Regions from separate parts of the Homo sapiens genome. Here region 1 is linked to region 2. The links are chromatin loops, found by intact Hi-C in ENCODE. Cell type or tissue: Caco-2. All regions are shown on one strand. Each heading gives the region's core, and the rest is flanking DNA. Links, peaks and the distances in the headings are about the cores only. Region 1 holds the start of MKRN3 (makorin ring finger protein 3). Region 2 has its middle 51 kb from the start of GOLGA6L2.

Evidence for each region. Peaks named below come from ENCODE experiments on the same cell type or tissue, not always from the same donor. Only the 100,000 strongest peaks of a DNase experiment are listed, where the experiment ranks them.
Region 1: it touches region 2 in a loop (7-fold over the local background); 6 of 110 quality-filtered maps call a loop at or near these places.

What each region holds. Positions count from the first base shown.
Region 1 is chr15:23,564,121-23,566,620 of GRCh38, forward strand. It overlaps MKRN3 (makorin ring finger protein 3), which reads left to right and starts at 1,554. Exons shown (of 1, transcript NM_005664.4): 1 at 1,554-2,500. The coding sequence starts at 1,663. In Caco-2, for the core only: no CTCF peak of the experiment used is centred there; DNase peaks (open chromatin) are centred at 1,491 and 2,141; H3K4me3 peaks cover 2,020 bases.
Region 2 is chr15:23,491,587-23,504,274 of GRCh38, forward strand. No RefSeq gene overlaps it. Among named protein-coding and RNA genes, the nearest start is that of GOLGA6L2, 51 kb to the left of the region's middle. In Caco-2, for the core only: a CTCF peak has its summit at 6,236 (motif pointing right); no DNase peak of the experiment used is centred there.

The sequences.
Region 1 (2,500 bases), core at 1-2,500, 68 kb after region 2:
TTACTAATAGATGTTTCCACCAATATGACTATTTCATGTAACTTTTCAAGTTTTATCTCCTAACTTTGTTCCTGATATTCTCTAATGATTTTTAATGTCTGTTATTAATGTAGTGATAACATATTTGAAATTACTGATCTTGGGTATTAGAGCCTTCTTCATTTTTCCTTGATAAATTTCACCAGAAATTATCTGGCTTCAATAAGCAGTTTAAGGGATTTTACTTAATTTATTTCCCTTATTTAATATTTGTTTTTCTTCATTGCTTTTCTTGCCCTTATTATTTGCTTCATTCTGCTTTCATTGCTTTTACCTACTTAATTATAATTTAATTTGTTGACTTGGGTGATTATAAATATTCAGATATGTTTCCACTTTACAGATTTAGGCAACAAAATTTCCTCAAAGAAACTTATAGAAAAAAAATCCAATAATATATAAAATGATATATCATGACAGAAGGGCTTCTTATTAGAAACAAATTGGTTAGTTAAATATTTGAAACTCATAGCTGCAAATAATCACATTAAGAGAATAAAGGGAAAAACAAAATTGTCTCAAAAAATGTATAAAACTACATAACAGAATTCAGTATGCAGTCATGATACGTACTCTCAGCAAAGTAGGAATACAAAAAAATGATTAATCTACTACATTTATCTGCAAAAATGACAAAACGCTCATACATGGAAATTAAAGACCATTCCTTTGTGGATAATATGGCACAGGATATGTTATGAAAGGCTGTCCTGCCACAACACAGCACAGATGGGGTTGAAAGAAAGGAAGGGAAACAAAGGGCTGCCATGAATTAAACCAGTAGAGAAAATAAAAGCCTGGGTCATGCAGGGGACAGTGTCTTATTAGGCCAGCATCAGGACTGGTTGAAGTCTGGCGCTTCTAACACAGTGGGAAAATGAGCATAGTAATCACAATAAAGAAAGACATCTGAAAGGTGCTAACTTAGCCTCGGATCAGAAGTGCTCTCTGCTAATGCCTTGCTGGTGAAAAGCGTATCCAGTGTAAGCCCTCAGAAATCCCAGAAAACAAAGACCAAAAGAAACGGCGCCTTGTCAACCGAACGAATTGAAAAAAGCTTCCTGCCGCGATCGGGCATTAAAAGAAAAAAACCACAGACATAAGATGGAGTGAATAAAAAAAGAATTTATATAATTCATGGATGAAATGTTTCAGAATCTATAGGATTATATTTTTTTTAAGGCAGACAGATACGAAAATACAACGAAGCGTGCATGACCGAAACCAGAAGAGATTAAAGTAAAACCTCATTCTCCTGAGGAAATCGTGTGAGAAGGGACTTAGGGACTGCCGGAACACAGCGAAGCAGAGGCAGAAGGCAGACAAAAGGGGCTGGGTTGGTCCCCGCCTGTGTGAACGAAAAAATATGTCAGATTGGAAAATTGCGGTAAAAACCAGGCAGAGCACGTACGTTGCCCCCACAGGAAGTGTCCGCCATGCTGCCTGTGCCCGGAAGTAGGTAGGAACACACAGTCAGAGGGACCCAAAAGCAGGGGGGAAGGAAAAAGAGATGCACACTTCCCCCAGAGAAGCCTCCGAGCGCGGCCGCCATTCCGGGCCTCAAGCCCATAAAGAAAAAATACCGGAGAGGTTCTGGCACCATTTCGGGGTGCCAAAGCAGCCATGGAAGAGCCTGCAGCTCCCTCAGAAGCCCACGAGGCAGCCGGGGCCCAGGCAGGTGCTGAGGCAGCAAGGGAGGGTGTGTCTGGGCCGGACCTTCCCGTCTGTGAGCCCTCCGGGGAATCTGCTGCTCCAGATTCAGCCCTGCCACATGCGGCAAGGGGCTGGGCCCCCTTCCCTGTAGCTCCAGTCCCTGCCCACCTCCGCAGAGGAGGCCTGAGGCCTGCCCCAGCCTCAGGAGGAGGAGCCTGGCCCAGTCCGTTGCCAAGCCGAAGCAGCGGCATTTGGACAAAGCAGATCATCTGCAGGTATTATATACATGGGCAGTGCAAGGAGGGGGAGAACTGTCGCTATTCGCACGACCTTTCTGGTCGGAAGATGGCCACTGAGGGTGGCGTTTCGCCGCCTGGGGCCTCTGCAGGTGGAGGCCCTAGCACGGCTGCGCACATCGAGCCCCCGACTCAGGAAGTGGCGGAAGCCCCCCCGGCTGCATCCTCCCTTTCCTTGCCTGTGATTGGCTCGGCTGCTGAAAGGGGTTTCTTTGAAGCCGAGAGAGACAATGCAGACCGTGGAGCTGCTGGAGGAGCAGGTGTAGAAAGCTGGGCGGATGCCATTGAGTTTGTTCCAGGGCAGCCCTACCGGGGCCGCTGGGTTGCATCTGCCCCCGAGGCTCCTCTACAGAGCTCAGAGACTGAGAGGAAGCAGATGGCTGTGGGCAGTGGGTTGCGGTTTTGCTATTATGCTTCCAGGGGAGTTTGCTTTCGTGGGGAGAGCTGTATGTACCTCCATGGAGACATATGCGACATGTGTGGGCTGCAGACCTTGCACCCCATGGATGCTG
Region 2 (12,688 bases), core at 4,768-7,267:
AAGTATCAAAAGCACTACAGAAGCAATCATTCTATGATCTTAAAACATCTAACAGAGATAGTATCTGACCAATACATCTAGGCAAAAATGTCCAAATTCAATTCTGAAGATGCTTTTATTTTAAGAACAATTTTGAAACTATCTTTATTTACTGAATATCATTATTAAAATCACATTAACCTGAAAAGCATTTAAATTTATGTATTTAATTTATGAATACTCTTTTATTTATAAGCCAATTTGCTATTGTAGACAACATGCAAAGACATACACACCTGCATACATAAAGATCAAAACAGACATAAACAAAGCCCCTAGACTCTTGATTTTAAAACTCTAGCTATTAGACTGGCAAAGCTCACCAGTCCAAAAATGGCAGCTGGATTCCAGTTCCATCTCTATAAATGGAACAAGTAAAAATCCACCTGTTCCACATGGCTCAAGCCCTCACCAGATCCCAGAGGAAACAAACTGGCAATGCATATCTCAAAGCAGAGAGAGAGAGACAATTTATTCTCCTTTAAGAAAGAGTTTAAGGCCGAGGCAGCCAGATCACCTGAGGTCAGGAGTTCGAGACCAGCCTGGCCAACATGATGAAACCCTGTCTCTACTAAAAATACAGAAATTAGCTAGGCATGGTTGCATGTGCCTGTAGTCCCAGCTACTCGGAAGGCTGAGGCAGGAGAATCGCTTGAACCTGGGAGGTGGATGTTGCAGTGAGCCAAGATCACGCCACTGCACTCCAGTCTGGGAGACAGAGCAAGCCTCCATCTCAAAAAAAGAAGAAAAAAAAAAGAGTGTAGGCTTTGTTAAAGAAAGACTGAAAATGGACACCAAAGCAACACAAAATCACAGGAACTTACCATAAGATTTTATAAGGCAAGTTTTCTCATAATACGGAGTGATTTCTGGTACTGCAAAAGCCGAAGAGAAAAAGTGGAGTAATTTTAGATCTGGGAGGACTCTGTCCTCTTGAGATTCCCTGAGGAAAAACAGAAGTTCCTCCCCAAAAGAGGAATCCACCACATCTTTTTCTGTTTTCCTTAAGGAATTTCAGTCTGTTAGAAAAAAAATTTTCTTGTCCCCTCATGTGGCACCGATGGTGGCAAGATGCAACAGGGGCTGACAGAAGGAAAAGGAGAAACAGGCAGAGGGAGCACATATGTGACTGCCATGGGTGCAAGGAGAGAGAAATTTAGCCAATGGAGAAATTCTTACAAAGACAGAACAGAGGACTTAAAGACTCTTATGCATACACACATGTGCACAAGTGTATGCGCACACACACACAACGTACATATAACCTAAATAGCAGTTTCAATTAAGTTGACTTTTGACTATCCAGCTCTTTAAAAATCCTTTCAAACTTATTAGAGAATTTTAACAGGACAAACAGCTGATATGTAAGACTTTGTATCCTTTTTATTTTTATCTTATTTATTTATTTATTTATTTATTTGAGAGGGAGTCTTGCTGTCGCCCAGGCTGGAGCGCAGTGGAGCAAACTCAGCTCACTGCAAGCTCCGCCTCCCGAGTTCACGCCATTCTCCTGCCTCAGCCTCCCCAGTACCTGGGATTACAGGCGCCCGCCACCACGCCTGGCTAATTTTTTTTTTATTTTTTATTTTTTTATTTTTAGTAGAGACGGGGTTTCACCGTGTTAGCCAGGATGGTCTGGATCTCCTGACCTCGTGATCCGCCCGCCTCTGCCTCCCAAAGTGCTGGGATTACAGGCGTGAGCCACTGCACCCGGCCATATCCTTTTTATTTCTTAAAGGTACCGTTTAAGTTAAGCTTCACCAAGATTATGATTTAACCAAGGACGTATGAGGTGTCTCCAGAGAGGCGGAAAGCAGTATTCACAAGATCCAAACCCACCCTGTCTTTTGACAGTTCAAAGAAATGAAAACTTTGCTAGCTACAAATGGAGTATAATCCACATTCTTATTTCCCAAATTCTCTAGAGTCTCAGGTTCTTAGTTGACTATCTGCACACAAGGCTCAAAAGCCTCATATACCCCCACAGATGGAAATCAAAAGCTGTCCATGAAAGAAAAATGCATCAACAAATGGCAAAAATCTCACAAATAGCAAACCAAAAGGACTTGTTCCTTGGCTGGGAATCAAACTCAGGCTGTCACGGTGAAAGGGCAGAACTTTATTTAGCTGGTGGATTATAGGATGGGACTGTCTTCACTATTGTTCACAGAGATGATTTGAAGTGGGCAGTTCTAGGCTTGCAAATAATTTTAACTTTGTTTTAGGTCAGATTTTTGCTCTTTGATTTAGTCAAGAGAATTCCTAAGGCTAACCATCACACTATTATGTGTCCTTTTTAAAATTTGATTTTCCCATCAATTGTTTAAGAGATCTCTAAAATCTTTTTAAATTTAGGAATCTAAAGGATCCCTTTTTCAGGTTTTCCTCTGGAGTCTAAATAATATTGTGGCCAAATAGTGCCGCAATAAAAAAATCTTATTCCTTTTTATGGGTCCAAAGCTAAAATGTCTCGCACCCTACAAATAAATATCTTCTTTTCTCCTAATGAAAACCTTGGTGTTGATGTTTGGACATAATACCCGGGGCAAGTGGACCTCAGTTTGGTTTGATAACAGTTGGTGACTGCAAGATACAAAAGTCCTGAGTGGGCGTCTCATTTATGGCACACTGATCCCTGGCTGCAGCATTGTATTAATGCACCCTAATGGACTACAAGGAGGAATAGAGCTCATGCTTTCTTTTTTAGATGACAAAGCCTTAGGTGACAAACCCTTAAGGACTCAGCTGGGCTTTGGACAGAATTTCAAGAAAGCAAATCAAAATAAAAATGCAATTCCTCAAGGTCTTGATCCCTCCAGTTCTCTGTAGAGTATTCCCCACTAAATATGCTCTCATTCAGCAGAGCCTTGTGCCTTTCCAAAGCACATCTGGGCGACAGCAGATGTCCTGCTGAAGCAGAACCCAGCATCTAAAGGAAAAATTGCTTGGGGCCGTTGTTCACAAACTCCACTTACCAAAAACAGTGCCTCATTTCTGACACTGCAAAAAGTAAAGCACCAACAGATGCTGGCGAATATGTGGAGAAAAGGGAAGCTTCAAACACTGTTGGTGGGAATGTAAATTAGTACAACCACTATGGAGAACAGTTTGGAGGTTCCTCAAAAAACTGTAAATAAAGCTACCATGAGATCCAGCAATCCCACTGTTGGGAATATACCCAAAAGCATGGAAATCCATATATCCAAGAGGTATCTGTACTCCCATGTTTGTTGCAGCACTGTTCACAATAGCCAAAGTTTGGAAGCAACCTAGTCTGTCAACAGATGAATGAATGGATGAAGAAAATAAGGTACGTATATACAATGGAATACTATTCAGCCATAAAAAAGAACTAGATCCTGTCATTTGCAACAACATGGATGGAACCGCAGGTCATCATATTAAGTGAAATAAGGCAGGCACAGAAAGACAAAAATTTGCATGTTCTCACTCATTTGTGGGATCTAAAAATCAAAACAATTGAATTCATGGAGATAGAGAGTAGAAAGATGGTTACCAGAGGCTGGGAAGGGAAGTGGGGGTAGGGTGGGAGGGAGGTGGGGACGGTTAATGGGTACAAAAAATAAAAAGAATAAGACCTAGTATTTGATAGCACAACAGGGTGACTATAGTCAATAATAATTTAATTGTACATTTTAAAATAACTAAAAGCATAATTGGATTGTTAGTAACACAAAGAATAAACACTTGAGGGGAAGGACACCCCATTTTACATGATGTGGTTAATACATATTGCATGCCTGTATCAAAACATGTCATGTACTTCATAAATATACACACCTACTATGTACCCACAAAAATTAAAATTAAAAATTGAAGGCCAGGCACGGTGGCTCATGCCTGTAATCCCAGCAATTTGGGAGGCCAAGGCAGGCAGATCACGAGGTCAGGAGATCAAGACCATCCTGGCTAACACGGTGAAACCCCGTCTATACTAAAAATAATAAAAAAAAAAATTAGCCAGGCTTGGTGGCGGGTGCCTGTAGTCCCAGCTATTCGGGAGGCTGAGGCAGGAGAATGACGTGGACCCAGGAGGCAGAGCTTGCAGTGAGCCAAGATCACGCCACTGCACTCCAGCCTGGGTGACAGAGCAAGACTCTGTCTCAAAAAAAAATAAAATAAAATAGAAAGAAAGCACCATAGGCCTTTCTTTCATAATGGTGGTCAGTTGCCAGATGCAAGAATCCATCCCTGAATACAATCATTCAGGCAGCTTCTGGACAGGGTTTGAGCATGGCTGCAGCCAGCAGCCCCTGTGCCACAAGTGAGATGCCCGCTCGGGACTGTTGTTCCTTTGCAGTCACGGTTATTACCAAACCAAACTGAGATCCACTGCCCACGACAGTAAGGCTAAATGTCCACACTGAGGTTTGCAGCAGGAAAAGAGGAGGATGTTTATTTACAAGGAACCAAGCAAGAAGACTCAGGCAGGTCTTGCTTAAGTTCTGAACTCTCTAATTGCTCGCAAGTGAAGGATTTTAAAGGTAGGGGTAAATTTCAGGAAAGCAGAAGTAAAAGGTGAAAATCATAAATCAACATATGGATGTTACACATTGGTTTGGCCTAAAAGGGTGAGATATCTTGAAGTGGGGGCTTACAGGTCGTAGGTAGATTCAAAGATGTTCTGATTTGCAATTGGTTAAGAAAGAGATACTTTGTTTAAAAACTTGGAGTCAGCAGAACAGAAGGTTAGCTCTAACTCCTGGGTATGACTTCCTTCAGGCCTCTCAGGAAGAAATTTAGAAAAAAGAATGGCAGTCACAGTTTAGTCCTCAATTCTCCCTTGATTGAGGTCTATATGCCAGTGGAGCAATTTGGTGGAAATTTGGGTTTCTGAAAAACAATAACAAATGTTAAGATGTTACCTTAGTTTCCATAGGGGATTCCAACTTCTTTGGATATTGTTTTAAGCTATAATTACCTTATTGCTTATCAAGTCGCTTATATACGTCTCAGGGCTACCATGAAAGAACTGAAGATTTTCCTTTATTTTCATGCTTGAGGCAACCCACAGGCCCCTAAGAGGAGTCCAAGCTCCATCTTATATACCAGGATCATTGTCTAGCAAAAAGTGAGCTCAGAAAACATGTTAGAATTCCTAATATCAAAGGAAGAAACAATAAATATCCCATTGCATATTTGTTAGTGCCTTAGGAGGGGAGCCCATGGGCATTGTTGGGGAAGCTAAGTGTCCAAGGAAAAGTAATCTCCAGTGCAGGAAGTGAAGTCATCTCCAATGGTGAAGTATTGGTTTGGGGCAATGTTCTCTGAAGCTAAGTCATCTCCAGCAGTGAATTCCTGGACTAGGCAGACCACTGTCATCTGGGATGTGAGACTGGGGTATCCTTCCCAAGTTGGATAACCACTAGGGTTGATGTGAATCATGTTTTTGTTCCTCTATTGTATTATAACAAGGCTGAGCCACTTGTGGAATTTGAAGGCAATGTTGTGCCTGGGAATTTGACTTGCAAATATTCTTAAGGTCAAGGGGCTTTGTGGGTGCACGGCTAGCTAAGGTAATGTCTGCGTCTAACATGCTGCTGTAACTGTACCAAAGTGCTGGAACTTGATTGGCACAATTAACACTATAATTAGTAGCGTCTAAATCTGAATCTCCCAATAGTCCAAGGTTTTTCTCAGATGGGTGATAAGAAACATTTTACTACAAATAGGTTTTAAATCACACAGCTTGATTTGAGTGTATGTTGTTAATAAGGTGGCAGGTTTTTTTGCCAATTAAAATCTTGAGGCTGAGGTTGGATATCCATCATTAGATTGTAGGCAGGTCCTCCAATTTAGTCACTTAGTATGAATCCTTTTCCCCAGTTGCTGGTTTGTTGGTGATAGGCAAGTGGATGAGGTTTGGGGCTGTATTAGCAATACTTGATGGCTTGTGGACCACAGCATTTGCTATGTCTGTTTGAAACAATGACTTACTTGGAGGGTTTGGAGTACCAGATTGCAAACCAGTGAAAGCACCCAAATCAATAGTAATAAAACCAATTGTCAACAAAATAGTGTGCAGCAACACTTGACACTTTTGTTATCTAATGATGATTATTTTTCTAGCATATATAATTACCAGGGCAGGAATATGCAAACCTACCCTCAGAGGCTGAGGGAGCTGAGGCCAAAGAAAGAGGTTGACAAATCCAGTTTCTTAGAAAGAAACATTTAATATGAACAGAAGCTATGTTTCAGGTGGCCACGAGAGGGTGAATCTTCACACTCGCCCTCTAGAAAGTATTCTTTATATAGCAAGCCTTCTTTGGGTAAAACATATGCAACTGGTTATGTCTGAGACCCTTTAGTGAAACTGGTGATTACTGGGGAGGTTAGATAAGCATCTTTATGAAGGGTTAGCTATGCTGCTGGCATTGTTTCTTTATGAGGGATTAGTTATGCTGCAGGCATTGTTTCTGTATGAGGAGTTAGCTATGCTGCAGGCATTGTTTCTTTATGAGGAGTTAGCTACGCTGCAGGCATTGTTTCTTTATGAAAAATTAGCTATGCTGCAGGCATTGTTTCTATATGAGGAATTAGCTATGCTGCAGGCATTGTTTCTTTATGAGGAATTAGCTATGCTGCAGGCATTGTTTCTATATGAGGAATTAGCTATAATGCAGGCATTGTTTCTATATGAGGAGTTAGCTATGCTGCAGGCATTCTTCCTATATAAGGAATTAGCTATGCTGCAGGCATTGTTTCTATATGAGGAATTAGCTATGCTGCAGGCATTGTTTCTATATAAGGAGTTAGCTATGCTGCAGGCATTGTTTCTTTATGAGGAATTAGCTATGCTGTAGGCATTGTTTCTATTTTAGGGGTTAGCTATGCTGCAGGCATTGTTTCTATATGAGGAATTAGCTATGCTGCAGGCATTGTTTCTTTATGAGGGGTTAGCTATGCTACAGGCATTGTTTCTTGACCTTGCTGCTGGAATGCCTTGGTATGCTGTAGTGAAACATCAGTCCTTATGGCAGTTTTGCTTCAAGATGGCATTACTCTTGCCATGCAACAGGCTGTTTTCCTACAATAATTTTGGAATATAGTGTTTATTCTTTTACTATCTGAATGTCAGTTTAAGTTACTAAGTGGAGTTTTCTATCTTTCATTCTACCATTTTTGGGACTGGCTTTTGGGCAGTAATTTTAATTTCTGAGTGTAATCAGAGGACGAGCTCAGATAAATTTTCCATCCCTTATAAAATGAATATTGAGGAAGATTTTGGGGAGTAAGTTTAGGTTCAAGTGAGTTCCATGTCAGATGAACAGGTGCCTGACTTGTGAAACAATCTGATTAGCAAAAGTACCTAAGAAAGTGGTATCCTCAATCTGGGATCCGTTTGAATCTCCCTTTAAATATAGACAATTGTGATTGGAAGATTTTTTAAAGTTGCTATAAGTCAGTTCTGCATCTTTAACTTAAGAGAGATTAAGGTCTGGGGCAAGATAGAGGCCATTTAGGAATTCATTTATTATTTTTTAACTTAAGTAGGAGTCATTGAAGAGCCCACAAGACTTCTCAATTAATCCAGCTTCCTGGGGCCTAATGGGAAAATATAATTTCATTGAATGTTGTTTCTAAGAGCCCACCATTGTATCTGAGAGTAAAATGTGTACCTTGGAGCTACAGACTAAGTGTTTGTGTCCTTCCAAAATTCGTGTGTTGAAATCCTAACCCCAAATGGGATGGTATTGGGAGGCGGAATCTTTAATAGATGATGACAGCAGAGCCATCACAAATGGAATTAATGTGCTTATAAAAGAGTCCCCAGAGAGCAAGCCTGACCCTTCTGCCATATGAGGACTCAATAATATAGTACCACCCATGGATGGGAAAATTAACCCTCACTGGACACAAACTTGCTGGCACCTTGATTTTGGACTTCCCAGCCTTCAGAAGGTGAAAAATACATTTCTTTTGTTCATAAACTATTCAGGCTATTGTATTTTGTTAGAAAATCCCCCAAAGACTAAGACAGAATATTGGTTCCAAGAAGTTAGGGTGTTGCTGTAATAAATAATGGAAATGTGGTAGCAGCTTTGAAACTGGGTAATGACTACGAGCTGGAATAGTTTTGAGGTGCATGCTAGCAAGCACCTATGTTTCCACGAGTGGCCTTAAATGATTAATTCCAGTGAGGGCTCAGAAGGAGAGGAGGAGAGCTGCAGAGAAAGGGTAAATCTTCTTTGAGAATGCCAAGATGGCCATAAACCCAATGTTCATAGAAATGTGGGTGATAAAAGCCATTTTGAGGAGGTTTCAGACAGAAATGAGAAACATGTAATTGGAAATTGGGGGAAAGACAATTCTCATTATAAAGTGACAAAAAAATTGGATGAACTGTGTTCATATTCTAGTGTTTGATGGAAGGTAGAACTTTTGAGAAAATGAATGGATATTTTACTCAGGAAATTTCTAAGCCAAGTGTTGAAGGTGGAGCTTGGCTTTTCTTGAAGGCTTATAGTAAAATTCAAGAAGAGAGAAATAGCCCAAAATGTTATTGTTAATCAAAAGGGAAGCAGATCTTAAAATTTTTGATTCTCAGCCTATCCACATTGGAAAAAAATAAGAAAGCTGGCCAGGTGTGGTGGCTCACATCTATAATTTCAGCACTTTTGGAGGCCAAAGTGAGAGGATCATTTGAGGCCAGGAGTTCAAGATCAGCCTGGTCAACAGAGCAAGACTCTCTCTCTACAAAAAATTTTAAAATAATTAAAAAATTTAGTCAGGCATGGCAGCACACACCTGTAGTCCCAGATATTTGGGAGCCTAAGGCAGGAGGAATAGTTGAGCCCAGGGGTTCCAGACTGCAGTGAGCTATGATTGCACCATTGTACCCTAGCCTGGGCAACAGAGAAAGACCCTGTCTAGAAGAAGAAGGAGAAGGAGAAGGAGAAGGAGTCATCCTCCTTTTAGGGAGAGAACAAGGGCATGGTCAAGTGACCATCTGATAAGGAGACTGCTATGGATTGGGAATCTAACACAAGACAAGGGCTGTTTCTCAAAACAATGACAGAATAACCAGGAAGGAATTTTGGAGATTATGGAATCTGTCTCTCTCATTACAGGCTTATGTAAGGACCTGGAGGGAAGAATGATTTCAAAGCTCTGCTCCCTGAATTTGAGCACAGTTGTCCTGGGCCACACCGGCTGTGGCTCCAGAGGGCCCAGGTGCAGCATAGGCCATGGTGGTCTCCCCTCCACACAGCATAGATGATAAACCTTGGCAGGGTACATGTGGTGCCATCTCCAAAGAAGCACAAAATGCATAAACCATGGGGGTGTGTCTACTCCCACATAGATTTTGAAGAATGAAGCCAGGGAGACCCTCAGGCTCAAGACTCAAGCAGCGAGCTACCGTAAGGTTGTGGCCAACACAGAGAGTCGCCACTAGGGTTATACCTAGCAAAGCCATGGGGCCCCTCCTCCAAAATTCATATGTTGAAATACTAATTCCCAATGTTGTAGTATTAGGAGGTAGAGTCTCTGGGAGGTGATTAGGCAGAACTCTCATGAATAGTATTAATGCCCTAATAAACAGACTCCAGAGAGCTAGCTCACCCTTCTATCATATAAGGACACAACAGAAAGGCACCATGTATGCATCAATGGGCCCTCACCAGATATCAAATATACCAGCACCTAAATCTTGGACTCTCCAGCCACTGGAACTGTGAGAAGTAAATATCTATTCTTTATAAAGTACTCAGTCTTTACTATTTTGTTATGGCAGCCTGAATGGACTAAGATACCTGTTTCCGGAGAAAGCTGGATTTAGTTAAGATCTTTCCTGCAAAGATTGTGTGTGATGAGGAAGGTTTTGAGGTACCACACAGTAGTCCAGAAGGGCCTATAGTATCCCTTTGGGGGTGAAGCCAAACTGAGGCTGAGAAGTTTTTGAAATAGATACTGAACAATACATATTAGCCACTTCCATAATAGGAAAATATTTATTGGTTGCCAACTGAATAGAATCAGAAATGTAAATACATAGGGTGATGGGCACCCCCCACCAGGTTACTTAAGGGTGTAGGTCTTCTGCTTGGCCCTTGAAGGCCAAGTGGTGAGCCAAGGCAATGGTTTCCAGCTGAGGAACAGGTGTTTCTGGGAACCCAAACATCCTGGAGTGCACAGGTAACCTACCAAGAAAAAATAATCCATTGCATGCAGTAGGCAATGAGCCAAAAAATTAGCTTAAAAGCAGCTTAGAAATGTCTGGTAGGGAAGGTCTCTGGAGTTTTCCTGTTGCTGCCCAGGAATGTCCTGTATGTAAGTCCTAAAAGCCTCATGTACTCATCAAGCTGGACTTGTCCAACTTATTATTTGGTCACTTAGCTCCTTCCCAGGTTGTGGGGGCATTCTTCTAAATATTCCTGTTTTATTCTCATAACAAAATAATTTTGGGTATTGAATATGGGAGCCTTAACAAATGGGACCATAGCATTTTAGCTGTAGCAGTCTACTATGAGGCAATCTTCATTCTTCCCAGGTTTAAGAATTGGCAAAATTGGGCTGTTAAAATGGAGAAGCAATGGGAATGATCATTCCTTTACTAATTTTCTTTTATATAAGAGATTTTAATCCTTGAAAAGTCTGTTTTTAGTTATATTTATCTTTATAAACTATTTTAACCTGGGGCACATGGGGTCCTGTTTTATCAATCCAATTTGTAAATGCCAAATAATTGCTTTAAGTTTAATTTGTTATTCATTGTGTTGGAACATAATTTAGAACAATGGGTATTCTGATTGGGAAATTTAGGAAAAGATATAACGTGAAACATACCTATTTTTCTCTATTTTATATTTAGCTACTCTCATAAAATGATTAGGGCATCTTGTTTAAATCTAGTGGGATCCCCAGGTGTAACTCTAATTTGAGCTCCAGTATTAAAGTCATGAAGTTTTGTCAACTGCTATATTTAAGCCAATACTAAATTTAATTCAGGAATTATGTTGTAGAGGTATGAAAGCCAATCAGTGCACTTTTATCTCTGTTATATAAATTATTTTAGTACATTTTGGATTTCCAATTGGGTTAAATTACAAAACTTTGTTTCATCATCAGCATCATCATCAATGCATTATCTTAGGAGTATCAGTAGTATTTCTTCCCCTTATATAAATACTTTTTCTTTCTTTCTTTCTCTCTTTCTTTTTTGTTATGGGTTTCTAGCCACCTAAAGACATGGTTTTGTTTCTATTTGTGTCTGATAACTCATAGTACTGAACTTCTAGGTGGTTACAGAAAAGGGGAGTGGAAGAGCCCCAGTGGACCACCTTATGGGTATCTATCTCTTGTTCCAAGGCTTCCTAGTTCACTTCACAGAGATTGGAGTTTGTACCTTGAGATTTATAGTGGTCTCTCACTGGGGCAGCACAAGTTAGCTTCTCTGTCCAAGGTATCAGTCTGTTAGGTTAACATGCAGATGCATTTACTAAAACCCAAACAAATGGTTAGAGGTCTTGCAATATTTAAGCAATGGTGTAACTTTATCAGGTGTTCTGGTAGGGGGTTGAGACATTAGATATTTTTCCTTGCCCCTTTGGGTTAAACCCTGGGTCGTTGGTCTCCAAGGGTGTGACCAATGATAGTCCTCAGCGTCTGGGGAGCTTGAAGATTGCTGCTGATAACAGTGAAGTACACAGCAGCAACAAAGATAGGTAGGCCACTACCTCTATCTGAGCAATATTGATGAAATCAAGGTGTCATTTCTGTATGTTGGGTTAGTACAATCAATACCTTCTTCCACAGGGATCAACTGAAACACAGGGGAAAACTAGAGTTCTTCACTCAGATAATAATCGTCTTAGTCTGTTTTGTGCTGCTGAAACAGGGCCAGGGTTATTGGTCTCATTGTCTAAGGTGTTATCTGAGCTCATTATCTCATGACTGGGAAAATTAATGAGCATCAACACAGAAGGTGAGGTTGGAGTGAAAGTTTAATGAGCAAAAGAAGAAAGCTCTCTGCAGCAGAGAGTGGGAGCCCTAGTGGGTTGCTGTTTTTACAGTTGAATTCAAAACGTTTTATAAGAAACTCCTCTCATCTCTGTAGCCATTTGAGTAACTTCTCTTATCTGAAAATCTCTCTGCACAACTCCCCCTCATCTATGTAGTTGTGAGTATGTCTCTAGGCAAGCACAAAGCACCGTATTCTTGTTTGTGTAACTGTGGGTTTGTTTGAGGTAAGCCCCACTCCTCCCTGTGTAAGTTCCCATGGAGCCCACCATGTACATATCGGAAAAGGGGAGGAAGCTTTTTCCTACGGGCCTGCCAATTACACAAAGAACAAAAGGCTTTGATGCTGGACCCACCTGCTCATCTGTGCAGGTGCAGCCTGAGTTTTCAGGCTGCTCTATGTTTGCCTGTAGCTGTAATTTTTCAGGCAGACTGTTTCTCTGAGGACCAGCCTTAACTGTTTGCTTAATTGATTTTTCCTTTCTTCTCCCTCATTCCATGCCCCTTCAGGGGTGGAGACCCTAACTGCTGTTAGGAAGATTGGTTGTTGATCTTTCTGGCTACTTCCTACCGGAGAGGGGCATTGTGTGGAGAACAGCAGGTAGGATTCCTCCTGGGGCTGGTATAAGGGCCCTCAGAAGAAAGGCATGTTTATGTGTGGTTT